2 separate regions of the Homo sapiens genome follow, and region 1 is linked to region 2. Evidence: read pairs that join two places in POLR2A ChIA-PET (ENCODE). Cell type or tissue: HCT116. All regions are shown on one strand. Each heading gives the region's core, and the rest is flanking DNA. Links, peaks and the distances in the headings are about the cores only.

Region 1 (12,876 bases), core at 2,662-10,661, 84 kb after region 2:
TTGCTAGAATTATCACATGGCCATTCACATGACTATCTCTTAAGAGGGTGAATAAAATTACTGTGAGTACATGGCCTTGGACTAATAAAGATCAAATAGAAGGTAGCTTTCTGATACCTGAATGGTAGAAGGGTTCTGATGATAAAGACAAATGAAGTGTTGGTGGTACTATTGGATTAGCAGCACACACCGTCTGCTACAAACACTTTATTTATACCACTTGTATAAACAATCACTCTTGTCCTTGAATAATACTTATTTTGGTAAGAATCATACATTAATTTATTCAATACGAGGAATTTTAAAGAAGAGACCACATTGGAAAGCTTTTCTTTTTTTAAACGTCCTAACTTAGCTGGATGTAGTTGTTTAATTATAATAGGTAGTCAATAAAACTTTTTTGAACGAATGAATACATTTGTAAGTTATTGTTTGGCATGCAGTTTTCATTTGGACACATTTATTTTTAGCTGAAACTAAATATATTTTTCTTGACTTGGTGAAATGCTTCCTTAACTATATTTTTAGAATGCTTTTTTCCTAAGAAGAAAACATTTCAGTGTACAATTTGCTTCGTATAAAAACAAAAAAGGTATTTTTAAACTGCAACTTTTACAAAATAAAGTTTAACACTATATAGGAAGACGGAACTTCTTTAAGTTTAATAACGTGATCTCCAACTACAGTACATCTGCAATAATTTTAAGTTAACTGCTTTGACGCAATTGGTGTGAATCTTTCCAGAGACAATATAAACACCAAATGTTGGAAAATGACTTATGAGTTTTGTCATTTGTCTTTAAACAAAAAGGAAAATGTGCTTGGAATAAAAATGAATAGTTTATTTCAATTCTATTATAAAGAAATTCAATTATGGATTTAAAAAATGGCACTTTCTTTTAATTGCCATTTCCATAACTTTATCCAGGGTGTCTTTTCTCTAACCTGGACTTAACTCCAGCTGCCTGCACTCTATGCATTCCAACTTAGCAACAAAATGCTACTACATTGATTTGACTTTTACACACAGATCCAGTCACATCAACCTCTTATGTAGCATGTATAGATTATACATGATCTAGAGAATTGAATACCATTTTTCATTGTTCTGATAATGAAGTCTATTCTTAAAATACACCTAACTCAAGTTTTCATCCTTCCCCTTCTGATATCCAAACACATCTTATTCTCTAGTCTACTTGTATTAATCACAGATTTCCAAACAAAATCTTTGGTTTCTCCATCTGTCAATATTCTTACTTTACTCAAGATACATCTATACAGTTTTACTCATTTGGGAAAACTTTTATTGTATATCTACTGTCATGTAATCTTTCCATCCAATTAATAAGCTTCTATTAATATTTCCCATAAGCCACTGTTATAGTTGAATTGTGCTCTTCCCACCAGAAAGAAAAAAAAATAAGGGATGTTGTAGTCTTAACCCCCAGTAACTTATTCGGAAATAGGAATAGGGTCTTTACCTATAGGAATAGTTAAATTCCGATGAGGCGATACTGGAGTAGGATAGGCCCCTAATCCAATATGACTGGCACCCTTATAAAAGAAGACACAGAGACCACAAGGAGAACACCAAATGAGGGCAAAGGCAAAGATTGAAGTTAGGCAAATGCCAGCAAAAGGATATTAAAGATTGCCAGCAATCTTTCAGGAGCTAGGAAGAGGCAAGAAAAAGATCTCTCTACAGGTTTCAGAGTGAAGGTGCCCTTGCCGATGCCTTGATTTTGGGATTCTAGACTCCAGAACTATAAAACAACCAAATGCTGCTGTTTGTGTGACTTTTTAAAGGAAGCCCTAGGGAATTAGTGCAGCCACTGAGTAGAGTCCCTATTATTTTATAAATATTCATGGATATCCCTTCCCTTTTTCTCCTTCTCTCCCCATCCTCCTATTTAAACACAGTAGTATATCATTTTCTTTCTTCCCATTATAAACCATATGCAGGTAAGAACTTTACCTTATCTTTAAATGTATCACTCATTTTTGAAACTTCTTTAGTGACTTAACAATAATTGTTTTTTTTTTTTTTTTGAAGATTTTGCCTTTATTTTTATTTTATTTTATTTGATTATTATACTTTAAGTTTTAGGGTACATGTGAACAATGTGCAGGTTAGTTACATATGTATACATGTGCCATGCTGGTGTGGTGCACCCACTAATTCGTCATCTAGCATTAGGTATATCTCCCAATGCTATCCCTCCCCCCTCCCCCCACCCCACAACACTCCCCAGAGTGTGATGTGACTTAACAATAATTGTTACCTAATTAAAACAAATGAAAACATTCTGAGACAATATTATGATTTAACATTCCTTGTAAGTGCATCCCAATGCTTCAGGCAAACACCTAAAAATATTTACCAAGTAATTCTGATTTCTTAAATTTTTTCTGCATATCATATGGCATACAAAATCATATACATTCTTACAAATGGTGAATTTCAAGGGCTACCTAACTTAAAACATACAAATGCAAAGATAAATATTCATTCAATTGTGTAGATAGTAATATAAGTAAACATGTAGTGGTTCTAAAGCCCTTCTATTTAACATTTAGAATATATGAGTATCAAGTGGGTAACTGAGAACCAATTAATTGCACATACCTACGTATATATCTGCTTTATATGTATATAAAGGAGGGAAAATAGAATATTAAACCATCATATATCTATTACTCAATTTGAAAATTATCATCTCAAGACCAGTTTTATTCATGTATGCACCCACAACTTCCTTCACATTCTAGTGAATTATAAAAATGTGTGTTTGTTTTAATTTTTAAAATTTTCTTTCATCAATCTGTTATCCTGTATCTGGTGATTTTTCTACCTATTAGATGCCCAGAAAACATTTCTTATAGGTCAATTTAGAATATCAGAATATTTCTGATTGGGATATTCTAAAATGTCTATATGAGAATATTGAGAAGTAAGACTTGAAAGTCAGTGATTAAGGAAACTTTTTTTTTGAGATGGAGTCTCCCTTTGTCACCCAGTCTGGAGTGCAGTGGCGTGATCTCAGTTCACTGCAACCTCCACCTCCCAGGGTCAAACGATTCTCCTACCTCAGCCTCCCGAGCAGGTGGGATTACAGGCACGTGCCACCATACCTGGCTAATTTTTGTATTTTGGTAGAGATGGGGTTTACCATGTTGGGCAGACTAGTCTAGAATTCCTGGCCTCAAGTGATTCACCCACCTCAGGCTCCCAAAATGTTGGGACTACAGGCGTGAGCCACTGCGCCTGACCTAATTAAGTTTGAATGCCAGCAGTGATCTCAATGTGTTCCGTTTTGGGGGGTAAAATGAGGGAAGGAGTGTTGGATTTTCATTTAGTTATAAATAAACAAAGAGTCCAAAATTAATAGGTGTAAAATAAAAGATTGAAAACCTTTAAAAATTTAAATGGTTCTAAGACAGCTGCTGTAGTCCCCACGGAATTCCTAGCTGGTCATTAAGCCTAAACTGATCCCCACATTTTACTAATCTGGTGTCAGTTGCAGGGAAAGGGTATCAGGAAAAGTCTAGGAGTCCAGGTAGGACAAAAGTTTGAACAGGTGAGTGGTGCCAAATTTCACAGGAGAGGATGAATGATAAAGAATAGGGCTTTGAGTATCTGCCCTCTCACTGTCAATAAAGTGCTTGTAAATAAGAAAATTAATGCGGAACAGATGAAAGGGCCTCACAAGGGTTAGGCAATTCAGACATCATAAAAAATGTGACTGATATTTTGGAATGAAAGCACTGTATAACATTCTTTATTTCCAATGCACTTATTTAAAAAGTTAATTTTTTTGCATAATATACAGGTTCTAAACCCTCAGCTTAAAGCTATAATTGCAAACTTAAATAAAATTTTAATTTAAAAAAATTAAAGTTAATTCAGTATCTTAAAAGTCTTGGCTTTATGATATATAATCTCATGAGGGAAACAGATTTTAAACAAATAACCAAGGAAACATGTAATTTCAGGTAATGAAAATAAGTCAGCAAAATGAAGAGCTTGATAGTAACTTGAGGGAGGACTATTTGACTTAGAATGGTTAAACGCATCTCTGAGAAAGTAAATTTGAACAGAGATGTAAATGACAAGAGGGAGTGAAGCACAATGATTTCTGTAGGAATATCTTTACAGACAAAGGGAATGGTGAGAACAAGGCCCCTAAGACCAAGTTTGGCTATAGATGGAAGAGAAGGAGGGAAGAAAAGAATGTATAGAGTTGAAATCAAGGGCCTTGACAGGGTATTAGGTAAAGTCAAGTAGATCGTAAAAGGAGTCCCACTTCTAAATTCTTTTGGAAGCCACTTGCAGGGTTTAGAACAGTGGAGCAATATGAACTACTTTCAAGTTTTACAGGAACACACTGTCACTTTCCTGAACTGACTTTATGTTGTTGGAAGAGTAGATGCAGGAAGACAAGTTTGGCTATTGCAGCAATTCTCGGAGACATAAAGGTGTTTTAGGCTAGGATAGTGGGTTAGGGTTCTCTAGAGGGACAGAACTAATAAGAGAGATGTATATAAGAAGGGGAGTTTATTAATGAGTATTGACTCACACAGTCACAAGGTGAAGTCTCACAATAGGCCGTCTGCAAGCTGAGGAGGAAGGAAACCAGTCTGAGTCCCAAAATGTCAAAAGTAGAGAAGCCGACAGTGCAGCCTTCAGTCTGTGGCCAAAGGCCCAAGAGCTCCTTGCAAATCTCTGGTATAAGTCCACAAGTCCAAAAGCTGAAGAAATTGGAGTCTGGTGTTCGAGAGCAGGAAGCATCCAGCATGGGAGAAAGATGAAGGCCAGAAGACTCAGTAAGTCCAGTCCTTTCCCATTCTTCTGCCTGCTTTTATTCTAGCTGTACTGGCAACTGATTGGATGGTGCTCACCCAGATCGAGGGTAAGTACACCTCTCCCAGTCCACTGACTCAAAAGTTAATCTCCTTTGGCAACACTGTCACAGACACACACAGGAACAATACTTTGTATCCTTCAGTCCAATCAAGTTGACAATATTAACCATCACAAGTCCACCCTTGTCAACTTGAACCCATAAACATCCCCTGAAATCATACGTAATCTTCAAATAAAGGCAATAATAAGGTCATAATTAGGCCTAGCATAATACAGCTATCCTTTGTACAACCAGAAGCACACTAATCCTTAACCTAAATATTGTTACACAAAGTTAGCAATACTCAAATGCTGATATGAAGTCAATAAATCGTATGTCACAAGATAAAGGGGAAAGGAAATAAAATGAAGATATTTTCTTATTACGAGTGTATACATGAACAAACATGTTCTTAACAAAATAAGAGGGAAATACTCATGACAATTACAGTCTTCATTTCTACAACTGGTCATGTCGTTGTAGCTGGTATTGATGACTACCTTCTTCTAGTACCTATTCTGTATTTCCTTTGCCTTCAGCAAGCATCTCAGCAGGTCATTGTTTTTTACCTGGTGAAGTGACCCAAACCTTCATTCCTGAAGGGTCGGGGCCATTTGTAGTCCTGCCTGGATTGGGTTGTTATAGTTTCCCATTGACCTTAATCACAGGGCATAGTAATACTAAAAGACACGCTAAGAGATCTCCTGTATTCCACACTTACTCTTCCTTACCTCCATTGTGGAGTAGTAGACTGATTTCATCTTGATAGTCCCCAACACTGTAACTCCCTTCTTAGCCTGTTGATTTGAAGGTAGGAAGATCCCAAAGTGGCCAGGTGGCAATCTCAACTTCCAGTTTAATGGAATCATTGGCATTCCTCCCTCTGGAACTAAGATCTCTAGGTCAGCAGAAAGTAATGTCATGGAAACAGGAAGCAAAAATTTTGCTAATGGATCACTAGGGATGATGGTGAGTGGTGCCAATTCCACTTCCACCCCCTTGATTCCTGGTCCCGTGAATCCTGGCTATGGGAGAATCAGTACCATATATTGGATGCGGATTCAGAGCATACACAGTCTTCTGGAGAACTTTGCCCCAGCCCTGCAAAGTATTGTCATCTAGTTGGCATTGTAATTGTGACTTCAAAAGGCCATACCACCATTCTATCAATCCAGCTGCTTGAGGATGATGGGTAACATGGTAAGACCAGTGAATTACATGAGCACGAGCCCATTGCCACACTTCTTTAGCCATAAAGTGAGTGCCTTGGTCAGAGGCAATGGTATGTGAAATATCATGATGGTGGATAAAGCATTCTGTGAGTCCATGGATGGTGGTCTTGGCAGAAGCATTGCAGGCAGGATAGGAAAACCCATATCCAGAGTAACTGTCTGTTCCTGTGAGGACAAAGTGCTGCCCTTTCCATGAGGGAATAAGTCCAATATAATCAACCTGCCACCAAGCAGCTGGTTGATCACCCTGAGGAATGGTGCCATATTGAGGACTCAGTGTTGGTCTCTGCTGCTGGCAAACTGGACACCCAGCAGTGCCGTAGCCAGGTCAGCCTTGGTAAGTGGAAGTCCATGTTGCTGGGCCCATGTGTAACCTCATCCCTGCCACCATGGCCACTTTGTTCATGGGCCCATTTGGTGATGACAGGAGTGGCTGGGGAAAGAGGCTAAGTGGTGTCCTCAGAATGAATCATCCTATCCAGTGATTACTAAAATCTTCCCCTGCTGAGGTCACCCATTGGTGAGCACTCACATGGGATACAAATATCTTCACAGTTTTTGACCAGAGAGGTCTGCCTACATACCTCTTCTCCAAATTTTGTCACCAATTTTCCAATCATGCTTATTCCAAGTCCCTGACCATCCAGTCAAACCATTGGCTACAGCCCATGAATCGGTATATAATCACACATCTGGCCATTCCTTCTTCATTGCAAAGTGCACAAACAGATGCACTGCTCAAAGTTCTGCCCACTGGGAAGATTTCCCTTTGCCACTGTCCTTCAGGAATATTCTAGAAAGGGGCTGTAGTGCTGCAGCGGTCCACTTTCGAGTGGTGCCTGCATATGATGCAGAACCATCTGTAAACCAGGCCCTCGTCTTCTCTTCTGTTGACTGATCATAGGAAACTCCCCATGAGGCCATTGATGTAGGCTGGGGGAAAGAAGACAGGGTGGCAGGAGTGGGGATCATGGGCATTTGAGACACTTTCTCATGTAACTTATTTGTGCCTTCAGGACTTGCTTGAGCCTGATCACGTATATACCACTTCCATTTGATGATGGAATGCTTCTGTGCACGCCCAATATTATGGCTAGATGGGTCACAAAGCACCCAGTTCATGATAGGCAGTTCAAGTCACATGGTGACTTGATGACCCACAGTCAAACGTTCAGTTTCTACGAAAGCCCAGTAACAGGCCAAGAGCTGTCTCTAAAAATCACAGTAGTTTTCTACAGAAGATGGCAGGGCCTTGCTCCAAAATCCTAGAGGCCTCCACTGTGATTCACCTATGGGGGCCTGCCAAAGGCTCCAAACAGCATGGCTATCTGCCACTGACAACTCAAGGACCATTTGATCTGCCGGATCATATGGCCCAAGTAGCAGAGCAGCTTGTACAGCAGTCTGGACCTGTTGCAAAGCTTTCTCCTGTTCTGGATCCTACTCAAAACTGGCAGCCTTTCAGGTCACTCAAATAAACAGGCCTGAGTAACACACCCAAATGTGGAATGTGTTGCCTCCAGAATCTAAATAGGCCCACTAGGCATTGTGACTCTTTCTTGGTTGTAGGAGGCGCCAAATGAAGCAACTTATTCTCCACTTTAGAAGAAATATCTCAACAGGCCCCACACCATTGGACCCCCTAGAAATTTTACTGAGGTAGAAATTCCCTGTATTTTAGTTGGATTTATTTTCCGTTCCCATACACTGTTAATGGCATGGGTAATTCCCATACATTGTCAGATTTATTTCCCATTTCCCATACATTGGTAAGATGCAAATGTCTTACTAATAAGTTCAATGTGTTTGCTACTTCTAGCTCATTGGTTTCAGTCAGCATAATGTCATCAATGTAATGGACCAGGGTGGTATCTTGTGGAAGAGAAAAGCAATCAAGATCCCTGTGAACAAGATTATGACACAAAGCCAGAGAGTTGATATATCCCTGAGGTAGGACAGTAAAGGTATATTGCTAGCTTTGCCAGCTGAAGGCCAATTGCTTCTGGTGGGCATTATAGACAGAAATGGAGAAAAAGGCATTTGCCAAGTCAATGGCTGCATACCAGGTACCAGGAGATGTGTTAATTTGTTCAAGCAATGAGACCACATCTGGTACAGCAGCTGCAATTGGAGTCACTGCTTGGTTAAGCTTATGATTGCAATAATCCATTGTCATTCTCCAAGATCCATCTGTCTTCTGCATAGGCCAAGTAGGAGTGTTGAATGGGGATGTGGTAGGAATCACGACCCCTGCATCTTTCAAGTTCTTGACGGTAGCACTAATCTTTGCAATCCCACCAGCGATGTGATATTGTTTTTGATTTACTATTTTTCTAAGTAGAGGCAGCTTTAATGGCTTCCATTTGGTCTTTCCCACCATTTTAGCCCTCACCCTACCAATCAGGGAGCCAATGTGGGGATTCTGCCAACTGCTAAGTATGTCTTTGCTAATTATGCATTCTGGCACTAGGGAAATGACTACAGGATGAGTCCGGGGATGCACTGTAAGTTGGACCTGAGCTAAAACTCCATTAATTACTTGACCTCCATAAGCCCTTACTTTAACTGGAGGACCACAGTGACATTTTGGGTCCCCCGGAATCAATATCAGCTCAGAGCCAGTGTCAAATAGTTCCAAAAAGTTCTGATCATTTACCTTTCCCCAATGCACAGTTACCCTGGTAAAAGGCTGGAGGTCTCCTTGGGAAGGATTGGAAAAGATTAACAGTATAAATTGTTGGTAGTGGAGTTGGGTCCTTCTTTAAGGGATCCAGCCTCCCTTTCATTCAAAGGGTTCTGGGTGTATAAACTGGTTCATGTCTGGAAATTGAGGGGCTGTGATTCTCTATTTTCATAATTGAAATTAGCCTTTCTTCCAGTTGACCTGGAAGTTCTCTGCTTATACAAATTAAGTAAGAATGCAGTGGGATTCCTATCAATTTTACTTCTAGGAACACCGTGATTAATTAGCCAATGCCAGAGCTCTACATGAGTCAGACTATTCTGATTGCTGCCTTGCCTCTGCTGTTCATCACAGTAACTACGTCCACATTGCCTCTGATGACTGAGTGCTGTCACATGGCCCCTGTCACCTTGGGATCCAATTATTCCCATTGCATTTAAATTGTCTAATTGAGTGACTGCAATTTCCACTGTAAGATCTGGTATACAGATAGGAGCAATCACAGAGCTCTTCAAGGATGCAGGTGCTCCCCTCACAGATCTATTTCACAAAGTATTGGTAAAGGGTGTGTCTTCTGGACCATCCCAGCTGGGATGAGTAGATCTAAGGTCATGAATCCACTATAGCATTCCAATCTTCCTAAGCCTTTGGGTCCCTTCCTCTACATTAAACCAAGGGAGACCAGGCATTTCCAGCTCTCTCACAGTGGATAAATTATGAGAACCTTTTTTGGTTTTGTTTTGTTTTGTTTTGTTTTTGCGATGGAGTTTTGTTCTGGTTGCCCAGGCTGGAGTTCAATGCGGTGATCTCAGCTCACTGAAACCTCCACCTCCCAGGTATTAGAACCTTTTTCAGCTCCTTGAGCTGCCACATTAAATGCAGGATCTCTGCTTCATGGGTGCATATCAAGAAATTCAGCCTGATCCAACTTTATGTTCCTTCCACCATTATTCCACACCCTTAATATTCAGTCTATGACTGTTCTCCAGATTTCTGCTTATATAAATTAGAAAACTCTAGCAGTTCTTTCTGAGTGTAGCACACCTCATGGGTCGCACTCTGAACCTCACCTCTAAGGTCTTGCCAGAACTTGAGTCTAGTTACAGGTCTAAAAGCAAATAGCCGTGTTGGGGGTAGGTCCTGAAGAGAATCATCATTGTCTTACCTGGCCACTGCCTCAGGGGAGGCTAACACTGTTGACTCAGGCAGTGCATGGTTAATCTCCTCAGGCAAAGGTGGAAGGGCTGATGGCATATGGGTGGAGGAGGAAATGTTGCCACCACTAGGGGTGGGGAGGCTCTTTCCTCTGGCAGAGAAAGCTCATCAGAGTTTACAAGCTCTGTGATTCTAGCTTCATCAGGGTCCTCCCACGTGTCCCCATTCCAAGTTGCAGGATCTCATTCTTTTCTAAAGTGAAGTCAATGCCTTCACTTTAATGAGAGAGCTGATGAGACTGAGCGTGCACCTGTCATTGCAGGTCAGCCACTCTCTTGATGAGAAGTTGTATCTGATTTTCCAAAATTTCAGCCCTTCGTCTACAGGAGACAAGACTCTCACTCAGGGTAATCTTAGAAGACTTGAGGCTCAGTATGTGCTCCTGAAGGAAGGAGTTAGAATCCTTGAGTTCATTATTTTATTTCATCACTTTGTCCGATGAACTTAGGAGCAACCAACCAACTTCATTTTATCCCTTGGTTCTCCACATGTGGTCAAAGGTATTATGTATAGAGTCACTAAACTCTTTGCCTCTCATGAGTGGTGAATTAGGAGTTTCAAATGCACTTATTTTGCATAATTCTCTAAACAGTTCACACCAAGGACTATTGATGTTCTCCATACTATTAGAAGTAGTCTTTAGGATTTTTGGGTTTAAACATGTTAAGCAGCCAATTCCAGAAGCTCTAAAACCAACTAAAGAAATACATCCCTACAATTCTGTTCCTCTAGAACCACTCCTGTTACCAAAATCTGTATTAGTCAGGGTTCTCTAGAGGGACAGAACTAATGGGATAGATGTATATATGAAGGGTTACTTATTAAGGAGTATTGACTCACACAATTACAAATTGAGTCCCACAATAGGCCATTTGCAAGCTGAGGAGCAAGGAAGCCAGTCAAAGTCACAAAACCTCAAAAGTAGGGAAGCTGACAATGCAGCCTTGTCTGTGGCCAAAGGCCCAAGAGCCCCTGACAAACCACTGGTGTAAGTCCAAGAGTCCAAAAGCTGAAGAAATTGGAGTCCAATATTTGAGGGCAGGAAGCCTCCAGCACAGGAGAAAGATGAAGGCTGGAAGACTCATCAAGTCTAGTCCTTCCACATTCTTCTGCCTGCTTTATTCTAGCTGCACTGTCAGCTGATTAGACGGCGCCCACTCAGATTGAGGGTGGGTCTGTCTCTCCCTGTCCATTGACTCAAATATTAATCCCCTTTGGCAACACCCTCATAGACACACCCAGGAACAATACTTTGCAACTTTCAATCCACTCAAGTTGACACTCGATATTGCCTTGTCCATTGCCTACACAGAGCCAGTTCATCAAGACAGGGGAATTGAAATAGAGAAAGAGTAATTCATGCAGAGTCAGCTGTGTGGGAGACCAAAGTTTTATTATTACTCAAATCAGTATCCCCAAGCATTCAGGGAGCAGAGTTTTTAAGGACAACTTGGTGGCTGGGGGGGAGGCCAGTGAGCCGAGAGGGCTGATTGGTCAGAGATGAAATCATAGTGAGTCCAAGTGGTCTTCTTGCACTGAGTCAGTTTTTGGGTGGGGGCCACAAGATCAGATGAGCCAGTTTATCAGTCTGGGTGGTGCCAGCTGATCCATCAAGTGCAGATGGATCAAAAGTCTGCAAAATATCTCAATCACTGATCTAAGGAGCAGTTTAGGGAGGGTTAGACTCTTGTAACCTCCAGCTTCATGACTTTTAATGCATAATTTCTAACTCATGGCTAATGTTAGTACTACAAAGGCAGTCTAGTCCCCAGGCAAGAAAGAGGTCTGCTTTGGAAAAGGGCTGTCATTGTCTTTGTTTTAAACTATAAACTAAGTTTCTCCCAAAGTTAGTTCAGCCTATACCCAGGAATAAACAAGGACAGCTTGGAGGTTAGAAGCAAGATGGAGTCAGTTAAGTTAGATCTCTTTCTCTGTCTCAGTCATAATTTTGCAAAGGTGGTTTCAAAAGTAGATGAAAATTCCTGATAAATTGGATTTAAGTTTAGGGGAAAGAGAAGTCAAGGTTGACGACTAGGTTTTTAGTCCAAGCAACCTAGTGAAGGTGGTACCTCTACTAAAACGGGGAAGAGGGGCCAGAAGAGCTTTTTGAGAAACAATCTTTTGGTCATATTAATATTGAGAACTCTATATAAATCGAATTATCACTTAAACTGTGGTGACTCTGGTACTAGAGCTCAGGAGAGAAATTAGTGTTGAAATACAAAATTTTGGATTCAAAAGCACACTGAGTATATCTAAAGCTAATCTGTAATCCCTAATATTATATGCTGGTGGTTGTATTCCTTATCCTAGCACTATTGATTTAATAATGCAATAAGATAGTTATCCATTTTCTTCCTCTGGATAAAGTGCACTGATTTCTTTTCCTTTTAAAAAATATTTGCTGTCTATAAAATAAACCCAGACCATTCTATTGATTTGAGCATGCTTGTTGGAAGGTCTTGAACCTCTTTTTATGCCTCTTCTCTTCGAAAAGAGATAACAGATTCACAGTAAAATATTGAGAAAAATTCAAAATGTGTTTTATAAATACAGGTTCTCATTCTTCACATAGCAGATACTCAGTAAACATTTTTATGTTCAATTAAATTTATAAGCAAAAGCAAAATATTATTATGTTTAAAAAAAATCAGAAAGTTAACTAAGTAAATTCATTTAAAACATATCCAACTCCACCACCTAAATATACAAATATTTTACATCTGTAATTCTTTCAAGTAGTGAACATCAAAATCACTTGGAGTGGTGTTTCAAAAGTCCATGTCCAAGTCTCACTTCCCAAAACTCTGATTCAGTGTATGTGTGCGGGACTCTGGCA
Region 2 (12,876 bases), core at 1,511-9,510:
ATACAGTCATAATGTTCTTCTAATAACATTTCATATGAAAACACTGTTATACTCTAGACATACACAAAAACCAAAACTTAAGCAGCTTTAAAAACTGCTTATGATAAAATATTTAAATACACAAATATATAATCTAATAAATAATGATTTATCTATTTCCAGTTTGAACAATAAACTCATATTCAATTTTGTTGTGTTTATCCTTTACCCATTATACTCCAAGAGGTTATCTTCGAAGAGATAATGACTGAAAAATTTCAAGAACTGATAAAAGACGCCAACCTACATATTCAAGAAGGATAAGTATCCAAAGAATGGTAAATCAAAATAAATCTCCATCCAGAAACAACTTAAAAAAAACACACACACAATAAATGAAAACTTCAAGATGAGATGCTACAAATACATATTTATCAGTACTTTAAAAAATTACATTCAAATGCTGCATAGCTGCAAAATTTATAGAAATTACATAGTTACATTGATTATCATCTACGAATTTAACAATACCTACAAAAATGGTAGAATAGAGATTTAGATGAATGCATAGAGAATCTGTCTAAGAAAATTAACAAGGTATATAGGTCCTATAGAACACTGAATCTAATACAAAATACATACTGTTTTCAAATATATATAGAATATTCACTTACTGTAAAATATACCTCAACAAATTTCAAGGGCTCGGAAGGACATTACAATCTGTATTACAGAGAGTATAAATAGATTACTAAAAATAAAATGGTGACCAGGAAAGTATAAGCTACAAAATTAAGAAAAAAGATTCCAAATATTTTTGAGTCAAAGTCACAGTGCTACTAGAAATTGGAAAATATTTATAAACTTAATTAAAAATATTTCAAAACTTATCAGTTAAGGTTATATTACTTAAAGAGAAATAGGCCAAATCAAGGGTCAGTAAACTGGCTTGTTGCTCAAAGCCAGCCTATTGATGTTTTTGCACAGCTATTGGGATAAGAATTTTTGAACACTTGTTAAGGGTTTAAAAGTAGGGTTTAAAAAATGTAAAGATATTTGACAGAGTCCATATATGTCCTGCATAAGTTAAGATATTCACTATCAGCCAATTTACAAAAAAAAAGTTTACTTATTTCTATATACATGCTTATATTAGAAAAGAAAAATAATGAACTGAAGAGAGCATATTTCCTAGGAAATTAATAAAGGACCAGTAAAACAAACCTTAAAGAAATTAGAGGAAAACAGTCAAGATAAGAATAGAGAGTAATAAAATAGAAATCAAACATATGTTTGCTATCAACAAAGCCAAAGCTGTTTCTTTGAAAGTCTAATAAAAGTGACAAGCTTCTGGTGAGACTGATCAAGAAAAAAGGAGAGTAGGCACACATAAACAATGTTAGGAATGAAATAGGAGATATAACTACAGATTCTCCAGACCTCGAAATGTTATTAAGAAGCTACAATGAGCAAAAGGGATATGAACAGATGCCTCAGAATGTTAAAAGTTAATAATATGAAAAAATTATGCCAGCATCTAAAAACACACATGATGCTGAATGCAAAAATTCTAAATAAGATACAAGCAAATAAAACTGAGCAATGTATTTGAAAAATAATACATCATAACCTAGTTGACTTTATTCCAAAAAGCAGATTGCTTGTGATGTTTGTGATAGTGACAGGAGGCTCAGAAATTCTAGGCAGACAGGGGTGGGTCCCTGACAAAATCCCACCTTCAAGCCATAAAGCCTGAAACCCGTGGCCCAAAGTGAGAACCTCTATCCCTGTTTTCCTGCTCCAATGTTGCCTTTTCCTAAACTACCAATGGCCTGCTCTGCCCCACATCCTATGCCTATAAAAACCCCAGACTCAGCTGGTAGACATGACTATGGCTGGACGTTGGCAAGAAGTGGCTTGACTTTAGAGAGCTTAACAGTGTAACTTTGTAGAAAAATCCGGATGGAGATGACTGGACTTCAGGGGAAGGTTACCTACCTTTCTCATCTGCTTTTCAGCTCCCTTTCCCACTGAAAGCCACTTTTATCAGCAATAAAATCCCACTCATTTACCATCCTTCAATTTGTTTGTGCAATCTCATTTTTCCTAGATGTCAGACAAGAGCTCGGGAGCCACAGTGGGGAAACAAAAGGCTGTCGCACTGGCCCTTTGCCCTCGCTAGTGGAGGGCAGCCACCTTACACTAAAAGGCAAAGGGCCCACTGAGCTATTCACACTTAAGCCATTTGCAGATGGCAGAGCTAAAAGAGTCCTGTAACAGGCCCTCTTGGGCTTCAGGAATGAGAGGCACCCCCTCCGGATGCTGCCAGTGGGCCTGCGTGGAGCTTGTTCCTGCCAGTGCCGACGCAGCAGGCCTGTTCCAGCCTTGTGTACTCCACTTTCCACCTCATTTGTGCTCTCCCTCCCGCAAGGAGTTGAGAGCAGTGGGCTGAGTAAACGAGGTACCACTGTTGCGAGTCCCGTGAAGGGGTCAGGGAAATACCCTGCTTCAGTTGGATAAACAGAAAGTCACAGAATGGAATTTACCACAGCAAATAAAAGAAGAAATACATTATTGTATCAGTGCATGACTAAATATCTAGCAGAATTCCATTTATTTTTATTGTTTTTAAAAGTATTTTTATCAAACTAAAATTAGAAGGGAAATTTCTTATCCTGAAAAAAAAATCAGATGAAAGTTATATATAAAAAAAAAAGTGAAACTGTATTGGATATCATATATTGATGTTAATCTTATTTAACATCAAAAAACCCAAAGAAGCCTACCATTAGTACTCATAACTTCTATTCAACACAGTTCTGGCATGCCTCGCCAGTGAAATAAGAGAAAACGGAAATAAAAACACCTTCAGATTCTTCTATAGAAAAGAAAGGGGTAAGCATTAGAAATAAATAAAAGTCATTATTCACAAATAATATGGCAATGCACATCGAAAAGCCAAAGGATTTTTATATATAATTGTTAGAATTAGAAATAAAAAATAATATTAATAACATTTCCCTATTTGGGTAAGAAAAATTGATACTAAAATGAAATATAGCATATTAGAGCAAGAAATGTTAGCTTTGATAACAAACCACTATACAAAGCTCACTGGCTACAGAATGAATAGGACCTAGAATTTGCTTGTTATTGTAGTAAAAAATAATTTAATTGTACATTAAAATAAGTAAAAGAGTATAATTGCATTGTTTGTAACACACAGGATGAATGCTTGAGGTGAGGGATACTCCATTTACCCTGATGTGATTATTATGCATTGCATATCTGTATCAAAATATCTCACATTAACACATAAATATATACATCTACTATGTACCCACAAAATTTAAAAAGTAAAAAGAAATCTCACTGGCTAAACAAACAATAATAATTTATTTTCAGTCAGGACAATAGTTCAGTCAGGTGTTCCATGAGTAGTCTTGTAAGTTATATTAATGGATCCTGCCTCTTTTTGCATCATGCAGCATCATCTTCAAAGACTTCCTCAGAATTCTCCACTCAACTTTTATATCCATTTAGCCAAAGAATATAGAGAAAACCCAGAGATTGCTGTAATTGTTTAAGAATAAGCATGGAAGTGACATATATCACATTAAGGGGGCCTTGAAATTTTAATATTCCTATGTTCCCACAAAAATGAAAAGGTTTCCTGATTATCGATCTGGTTCTCCTACAATAATTGTTTGTATGTGTGTGTGAAAAGTGTCAATAATTTTTTTCTTTTTTCCATATATAGAACTCACCAGCCACCTTCTTAAGGAAACATAAACAAACAAAAACAAAAAGTTTCAAATCCTACTGAAAGCAATGCATTCATTTCAGGGGCCAGGCTTTCCAGTTGATGTGGTTTCTTGTCTTTCAAGTATAGTCATGGTTCTTTGTGGAACAGAAATCTGTAAAATAAAAGTAAATTGTCCCCATTCCCTCTGCCCCACCCCCATACTTCCAAAATAGTGATTAAATAGGTACCAGGTAATGACAATAATTTTTCCCCTTCTGGGGAAGGGCGAATAATAAATCCTCAAGGTTGCCTATGTCCAGTTGGGTACAGTGGCTCATGCCTGCAATCTCAGCATTTTGGGGGGCCAAGTGGGGGGCAGATCATCTGAGGTCAGGAGTTCAAGACCAGCATGGCCAACATAGTGAAACTTCGTCTCTACTAAAAATACAAAAAATTAGCTAGGCATGATGGTGGGGGGCCTGTAATCCCAGCTACTTAGGAAGCTGAGGCAGGAAGATCGCTTGAACCCAGGAGGTGGAGGTTGCAGTGAGCCAAGGTGGTGCCACTATACTCCAGCCTGTATGACAGAGTGAGACTCCATCTCAAAAATAAAAAAAGAAAAAAAAAGTTGCCTATGTCCTAATTTCTAGAATACATAGTACAAAAAACCTTTAAAGTATGAATGAACTAATGATATTGAGAAAGGTGGACTCCATATAATCACAAGAATTCTTGTAAAAGGGACACAGAAGGTTCAGAAAAAGAGGGAAGATTATGTGAGAATGGAAGTCTAGAAAGAAAGGAAGATACTATGCTTCTGGTTTCGAAGATGGAAGAAGGTGCCACAAGCCAAGGAATGTAGGCAACACTTAGAAGTTGCAAAATGCAAGGAAACAAATTCTCTCTAGTCTTTGGAAGGAAGGAATGTGGCCCTGTGGAACCACTTTAGACTTCCAACTTCCAGAACTGTACGATAATAAATTTGTGTTCTTTTGTAATTTCTTACAGTGGCTATAAGAAACTAATACAGATTTCTGGTAACTGGAATGGGGGGCTACTTAACAAATAATTAAAAATGCAGAAGTGGCTTTCATATTGGGTACTGCATAGAGGCTAGAAGCATTTTTTTTTCTTTCTTTTCTTTTTCTTTTTTTTTTTTTTTTTTTGAGATGGAGTCTCGCTTTGTTGCCCAGGCTGGAGTGCAGTAGCGTGATCTCGGCTCACTGAAAACTCCACCTCCCGGGTTCACGCCATTCTCCTGCCTCAGCTTCCTGAGTAGCTGGGACTACAGGCACCCGCCACCATGCCCGGCTAATTTTTGTATTTTTAGTAGAGACGGGGTTTCACCACATTGGCCAGGATGGTCTCGATCTCTTGACCTCGTAATCCGCCCACCTCAGCCTCCCAAAGTGCTGGGATTACAGGCGTGAGCCACCGTGCCTGGCCAGAGGTTAGAAGCATTTTAAATGGTATACCTTGAACAGACTGTTATTAGAAAATGAATATTAAATACTCTGCTGGAGATAGCTGAGAAGGAAGTGAGGAACACAGTAGAGGAAAGCAAGATTGTTTTTTAGAAAACCTAAATAATCAGAACCAGAATTTTGGTAGTTAATATGAAATCCTCCTGTTGAGGGTGAGTACAAAGAGAATTATGTGGAGAAAACCTGTTAGAGAAAACCTAAATCATCAATAAAAGTGGTGCTGGTGAAGCCTCAGAAGCAATTGAAAAACATGTTGCTGGAAACTGGAGGAAAAAAGGATCCTCGTTGTATTGTGGCCAATCTTTGCTGAATTATGTCCTACATTTATGTGGAAAACAAAACTTGTAAGCAATGAACTTGGATACAGAGCTTAGATCTTCTACAAATTTTAAAGATGTGTTCTGATTTCTCCTTGCTGTTTACAATAAAATGAGAGAGAGAGAGAGAAAAGAATTGATAAATTGAGGGAAGAATGACTAAGTAAAACAAAACTGGAACTTGATAATTAGGGGAATTTTCAACCTATCCAGACTGAAGAAAATTTAAAATAAGAATATTCACTGTTTAAAAAGCATGCTTTAGAGAGATAACCAAGTATGTTACTGGACAACCTTTTTCTAGTGCTTCAGAAGGAATAAAAGGTCATAGCATTGAGTCACAAAGAAGGGTCTTTGAAGTGATTAGGCACATGATTCACTGATCTCATCAGTCACCTCGGCAGAAACCAAGAAAGAGAAGAAATTATCTTGAAAAGTCCTTTGGAAGAGCCCTCCTGTCTAATGGAGTGAGTCTCTGTGACTTACACAGGAGACCCATGAGATTCTTTGGAATGTTACAAGCATAAACAGGGCAGTTTGGACTGAAAAGGACAGAGGGAGAGCACGCTGGAAGAAGGCTGTTGGAACCTGAAAATTCAATAGTCATGTAACTAGCTAATAAAACTATTAAGTCACAAACTGGTGCTAGCTATGTTCATGAAAAAGGAAGAATGTCTCAGAGAAGGGAGTCTTGGGCTAGCATTGCGACAAAAAAATATATAGAATATACTATTCATAGAAGCACACAAAGATAGTAAAATCTATAAATAAAATCAGGTGAATGATTAACAAAATTTAGGGTAGTTACTAATTGTAAGGAACAGGTAAAAGGCCTTGGTGGTGGTACCTGAATGTGCATTTTGTTATTGTTCTTTAGCCTTTCCAAACATATTTTGTACTCACTCACACACCCTTGCACATAACTGGGAAAGCAAAAGGAATGAATGAATATATATATATATATATATATATATATATATATATATATATATACACGAATTTATTAATGTAAAAAGAGATATAGTGTTACCTTAAAGAAAACAAACTGGGAAAATGCTTAGTAAACCTAAAAGGGAAAGAAAAAAAGAAAAAGAAAACTGGGATGGGAAAAAGCAAAAATACCCCAAATGTAAATAAAATGGGGCTAAAAAAGTAAACATGTAAAGAGGATTAAAAAGAACAATCAGGGATATTTTGTTTATCTTTGTGTCAATAAATTGATAACCTGCATTATATTAATGATTTTTCTGTAAAACTACAAATAAACAAAGTCGACCTTGGAAATATGAACATGTCATTTACTGCATAAGGGACTGGAAATATTTTCAAAGAATTACTCCCAGTCATTCTACAAATAAGACAACAATGAGAATTTTTCAGGTGAATTCTATAAAGATTTAAGTAATAGAAAATTATTGACACTATTCTAGAGCACAGATTGGAAAAGGAAACCTCTTAATTTTATTTTACAAAAGTATATTCTCTACGATAGTGCTCATGCATGCATAAATGCACACGTATTCACAAACTATTGACCAAATTCCTTTATGAATATCAATCCAAAATAATTCAAATAAAATATTAAAAATTTAGAATCTTGGAACACTTTGAAGACTAATACACCATGACTAAGGAAGAGTATCTAGAAAGGTTCAATATTATGAACTCTATTAACACAATTCACCATATAAGTAGTTCAATTGTCATAGAATCTACACAGCTTTAGAAACAATACTTAATTTTGCCCAATATTATGCTGAACACCCTTCAAGTGTTTTCACAAAATTTTTTCAAATAAATAGTTCCCTAACATAATTTTAAAACCAAAGCATACCATATTTAATGATAAAACAGTTCTATTAAATCAGGAATGAGAAAAGTAAAAGAAAATATAATTGGGAACTATAAGGCAACATTGACATTTGAAGACTGTGTACATTTAAAACCCAAGAGAATAACTAAAAGCTATAAAAAATGTACTCAGTAATAGGACTAATTACAGAATTACTGTTAGATTATGTATGTATATAAAGAAAAACACACACACAAACATAAGAGATAACAACCAATATATTCTTGCAATTGAAAATGTTGGGAGAGGCTTACCTAGAAATTGTAGTAATTATAAATCTTAAAAATTTCATTTCTAGAAATGAAACCTACAGATAACTCACAGAAATATGCTAGGCACAATTAGAAGACTATTTCTTGCAGCACTATTTTGAAGAGCAAACAATGGGAATCAATTTTTATTGATAAAAGACTGAGGAAGATCATTACAGTCCCAATCATATATGAGAATAGTATTCAACTGATTAAAAACTCTATCAAAATATACTGGTTTAGAATAACCTTAAAATTAATTCTTAAAAAAGCAAATAGTATGTGTAATATGCACTATTTATGCAGAACAAAATATCTGTTTCCATGAGTCTAGAACATTTCTTGAACTATACATACATATAAAAACTGTTAATTGTGCTCTTTTGGAATGAAGATTAATGTCGTATGGCAATGGGATAAGACTTAGAGTTATATGTATATTGTTTTGAATTGTTTAAGTTTCATCATGTTTGTCACTTTTCAACTCAAAAGTCATACTCCTATATAGGGATAGAAGAATAGATGATGGATGGATGATTAGATAGATATATAGATAGATGGAACAAAATAAGTATAAGCTTTTTAGAAGACTACTATGGAAATCATCTCATTTAACAACCATCTTATTTGTCTCCTATTTTTTTCTATTTATTTTCTGGAAGAAACTAATTAGTTTTTTGTTTCTTATTTATCCAGACTTTCCTGCTTACTACCTCCATGTACACATCACTCCTAGTAAATTATCGATAGTTCCTTGTATACTCAGCTTTCTCTTTCTTGAGTAGTCACCTAATTTGTTTCCAAGGGTACATTTAGACTAATGTTAAACTTTATTTTATCTTACAGAACTCTGATTATCTGCACTGTAATCACAGAACAAAATTTTATTTGGCCTATACATTACAATCTCACGATCATTCCATCTATAACCATTGTTTACATAAAGTCCTAATTATTAGCCAATATATGAAGATTAGTAAGAATTGGAATGGTAAATTGACTTGGTCATTTAACAAATATTTATTGGCAACTTACCATATATGCATGGCATTCTGCTGAGATAAGGAAATAAAAGAATGAAAAAAATTCCTACTCTCTAGGCTCATATTGAAGGAGGTAAATAAACACATACACAAACAATCTTAATGCAATGCATGCTACAAAGAAGACATGCACAGAGTATTAAGGGGCTCGCAAAAGAAAAGCCTAACTGCATAAAAAGTAGTCATGGAAGCTTTTCAGAGACGTAACAGGCTGCAAGTGCACTAAAGAATCCTTTTGAATTTGCCTAATGTACAGAGAGAATAAACTAGCTAAACTATTAAGTGTTAGTGAATGACAAGTTCAGCAAATAGCATTTAGCCCAGCATGCCTGAAAGAAGAGCATATGGCATGGGTGGAAAAGTGATAAATCTTTAAGGTGAAGGGCCTTGTTAGATGTGCTTTAGTGTGCATTGTGCTACAAGCAGGGAAAACTGTTAAGTGAAATAAAAGTTTGGAGGACAGGGGGAAGAGTCATGACATAATCATATTATTGTTTTGAAAATATTCTGGCAGCAACATGGAAAACAATATAAAAAATGGACTGAAGCAAGGACAAGTCTGGAGTTGGGAGATACATTTTCCTGATATTGAGACAATTCTTTATAAAGGCTGGAAGGTAGAGTTACATATAAGAAGATGAAAGGTTGTAATACATAAGAATGTGGAGGCTTTGGGCCCGGCGCGGTGGCTCATGCCTGCAATCCCAGCACTATGGGAGGTGAAGCAGGCGGGTCACTTGAGGCCAGGAGTTTGAGTTACCAATACGGCAAAACCCTGTCTCTATTAAAAAAAAAATAAAAAAAACATTAGCTGAGTGTGGTGGCCCACGTTTGTAGTCCCAGCGACTCAGGAGGCTGAGGCAGGAGCATATCTCCTCAACACGGGAGGCGGAGGTTGCAGTCAGCTGAGATCGCACCACTGCACTCCAGCCTGAACGACAGAGTGAGACTGTGGCTCAGAAAAAAAAAAAAAAAAAGTAGAGGCTTTTAAGATCAACTAGTTCTGCCATTTAATCAATTTTAAATTATCCATACGCTGTCTCCAACAAGTGTTTATACAGCCTGTGTGAAAAGACCAGGAAAGCCAGAGGATTAACTCGGTACTTGCCTTGGTAACCTATTATGTTTTTTATATTTTGGACAATTCTCAATGTTACCAAATGTCATTGTAGCCAAAGTAAGCATATTCATCTATTGCACCTTTTTTTTAAAATTTTTAATGATTAACAGCCCTATTTTTCCCTTTCCAACCTCAACCTTCAAAACCACCCAGAGAGTGTGTTTTTATCCTCCTTGGACATCAGTTTCAACTTGCAAGGCTTTGGAATCAGTTTTCGCTTGTACAGTATATATGAATAATTAAGCTACACAGAGCAGATATATTGATTAGGGTGGACCTGAATGTTATAATGAATTCTGACTTACTTGATTGAGTAGAATTTTGTGCTTTCTTATGAACTGTGTTAAATAAAATTAATGATTGAGTATAAGCCTCCTTTATATAACTCAAGACTTGTATTACATAAACACTTTTAAAACAAAAGAATAATATCATGTAGTTGAGAAAATCTAGATAATAAAGACTAAAATAAACTAAGGCCAATTAAAAAAAACAACAACATAATTTTAAGTTTAGAAATATGTGTCCAACATAAAGTGTAAATACAACTACATAAACTCAAATGCAGTACTTTTGAGTTTCAAACCACATGGTTTTAATCATAATGCCATATTTACTGAGTTGATAGAAGGTAAGAATCAGTATTAACAGAATTCCTTAACTTATTAATTTCTTATTAATTTTAAATTTTAAATTTTAAACTTGTTTTTCCATTATAGTCACATAAATAACATTGTGAAAAGCACCATTTGAGATATAAAAATATATTTGTATAATAACTTTTATTGACAAGAGGATAATAAAAACCATGTTTTGAAAAAATAAATACTTGTCTCTGGAACCAAAACATAAGTTGGTAACTTTGTAATGCTGCAGGTGTTAAATGTATATATGCAGTATGTGTATATGCATACAGATAGACACACACATATGTACCCGCATATATGCATAGTGATTAGCATTGTGTTAAATATGTGATCTTCAATGTACTAAATGTAGAATCAGTTTTGCAGTACATTATCAACTCCTAGCTTTCAAGGCATCATCTATCCCCAGTAATTTTGCCTATTCTACTGATATGATTCCCCATAGTAATTTTTCACCATATATATGCATTTCATTATTGATATCCACTTGTATTGATACCTGTAAATAATTCTTCAGAATAAATTTTTCTAATTTAATCCCTATACTCCTCCCATGGGACAGGAATCTTACAAATACAGAAATTAAAGTTTCCAAGAGTTTAAAGTGTCCAACATAAAATGTAAATACAACTACATAAACTAAAATCCAGTACTTTGAGTTTCAAACCCCAGGGTTTTAATCATAATGCCATATTTACTGAGTCGATAGAAGGTAAGAACAGTGTTAACAGAATTCCATAACTATTTTATTTGTTATGCTTTTATTTTCCAGGCATGGTCTCATTTTCATTGGGCTTGGGGAAGTAGAACCCATAGCCATCAATCTCAATGCCACTTTCCCAGTACTCTTGGAAATGTTACTTTTTTTTTTTTTTTTTTTTTTTTTGAGATGGAGTCTCCCTCTGTAGCCCAGGCTGGAGTGCAGTGGCGCGATCTCAGCTCACTGCAAGCTCCACCTCCCAAGTTCATGCCATTCTCCTGCCTCAGCCTCCCAAGTAGCTGGGACTACAGGTGCCTGCCACCAAGCCCGGCTAATTTTTTTGTATTTTTAGTAGAGACGGGGTTTCACCGTGTTAGCCAGGATGGTCTCGATCTCCTGACCTCATGATCCGCCCGCCTCGGCCTCCCAAAGTGCTGGGATTACAGGCGTGAGCCACCGCGCCTGGCCAGAAATGTTACTTTTAATTATAATGATAATATCAAATTTCATTGGCAATAGCTGTAAAGATTACCACATTAAATCTGTTTCTGATAAACCGGTTTACTGTTAACATAAAAATATTACCCAATATATCATTGATTATTATCAATATATATAAATTTCCATTATCAAAATGTATTTCATGGAAAATCTTTTATTTAGGGTAGATTTTAATTCTGGAAAAAAGTAATTATGTAACAAGGGCATGTATTACTATTCATTTGGTTATGAAAAATCTTAATGCCAAATTTAGTTTTACTTGAGAAAATACATTTGTCTATAAAACTCTGCATATTTTTGTTCTTTTTAAAACCTCATTGTCTTATTTATAGCCATGATATCTTTTACAAGTGGATTTTAAGTCATGTAAAATAGATCTCTGTGTAAAAGTATGTAGAATAGATTATGATCTATGTAAATAATATGTATATGAACATTTAAAAAGTAAGAAAATCTGGATCTGAGAAACTGAGATATGTAAATTTTAAAATAATGTTCAAAATGTAATTTTATATTTCTATACAATTTTAAAATATTCATATAAGCTTTTAATAATAGGTATCATATGGTCTTGAAAAATATGTCTTGTAGTAGTATACACAGTGAACAAGAAACTGCTATTCAGGAAAACTAAAATTGTTTTAGAATGTCATTTAAGGACAAAGTTTAATACAAAGTAACTTCATTCTTATGGGTATAATTAAAAGCCTATCAAAAAAAGACCAAAAAAACAGTAGCTGAGAAATAAAAAGTGGTTAAAACCACGTAAATGGCAAATTTCTATATAACTTGCTTGGCATCCAATTTTTGTTAAATATTTAATGTTTCTAGAATGAATGCCTGCTTTTACATCTGTCTTCTTGCTTTTCTCTATAGGAAAAGTGAAGCAGATGGGGACAGTGAGACAATATAAAGATAATTCTTCTTCCTGAATGTGAATTCACTAAATAGTTAGAATTTTTGCAGCAGCAGTCATACACCATAGACAGAATGATAGTCCTATAATCTCACTATACATAGAGAACAGCTGTTTTATATATTGCATACTTTATTCCTTTTTTTATACATACATTACACACTGAAAACATACAAGACGATGTGCGTATATGTCTGTGTATATATGTATGTATATTCATATGTATTTGTATATATTTTTGTTTCCAGATTTTTTCAATTAATATTTTGCCACAAGTACTTTCCACAATGTTTTATTATATCAATATTCATAACGAATTGA

The links. ChIA-PET counts read pairs that join two places held together with the same protein. Peaks named below come from ENCODE experiments on the same cell type or tissue, not always from the same donor. Only the 100,000 strongest peaks of a DNase experiment are listed, where the experiment ranks them.
Region 1: POLR2A ChIA-PET joins it to region 2 with 8 read pairs; 2 of 35 experiments call an interaction of 5 or more read pairs at or near these places.

The regions. Positions count from the first base shown.
Region 1 is chr13:66,173,484-66,186,359 of GRCh38, forward strand. No RefSeq gene overlaps it. Among named protein-coding and RNA genes, the nearest start is that of MIR4704, 38 kb to the right of the region's middle. In HCT116, for the core only: no CTCF peak of the experiment used is centred there; a DNase peak (open chromatin) is centred at 7,595.
Region 2 is chr13:66,090,472-66,103,347 of GRCh38, forward strand. No RefSeq gene overlaps it. Among named protein-coding and RNA genes, the nearest start is that of MIR4704, 120 kb to the right of the region's middle. In HCT116, for the core only: no CTCF peak of the experiment used is centred there; no DNase peak of the experiment used is centred there.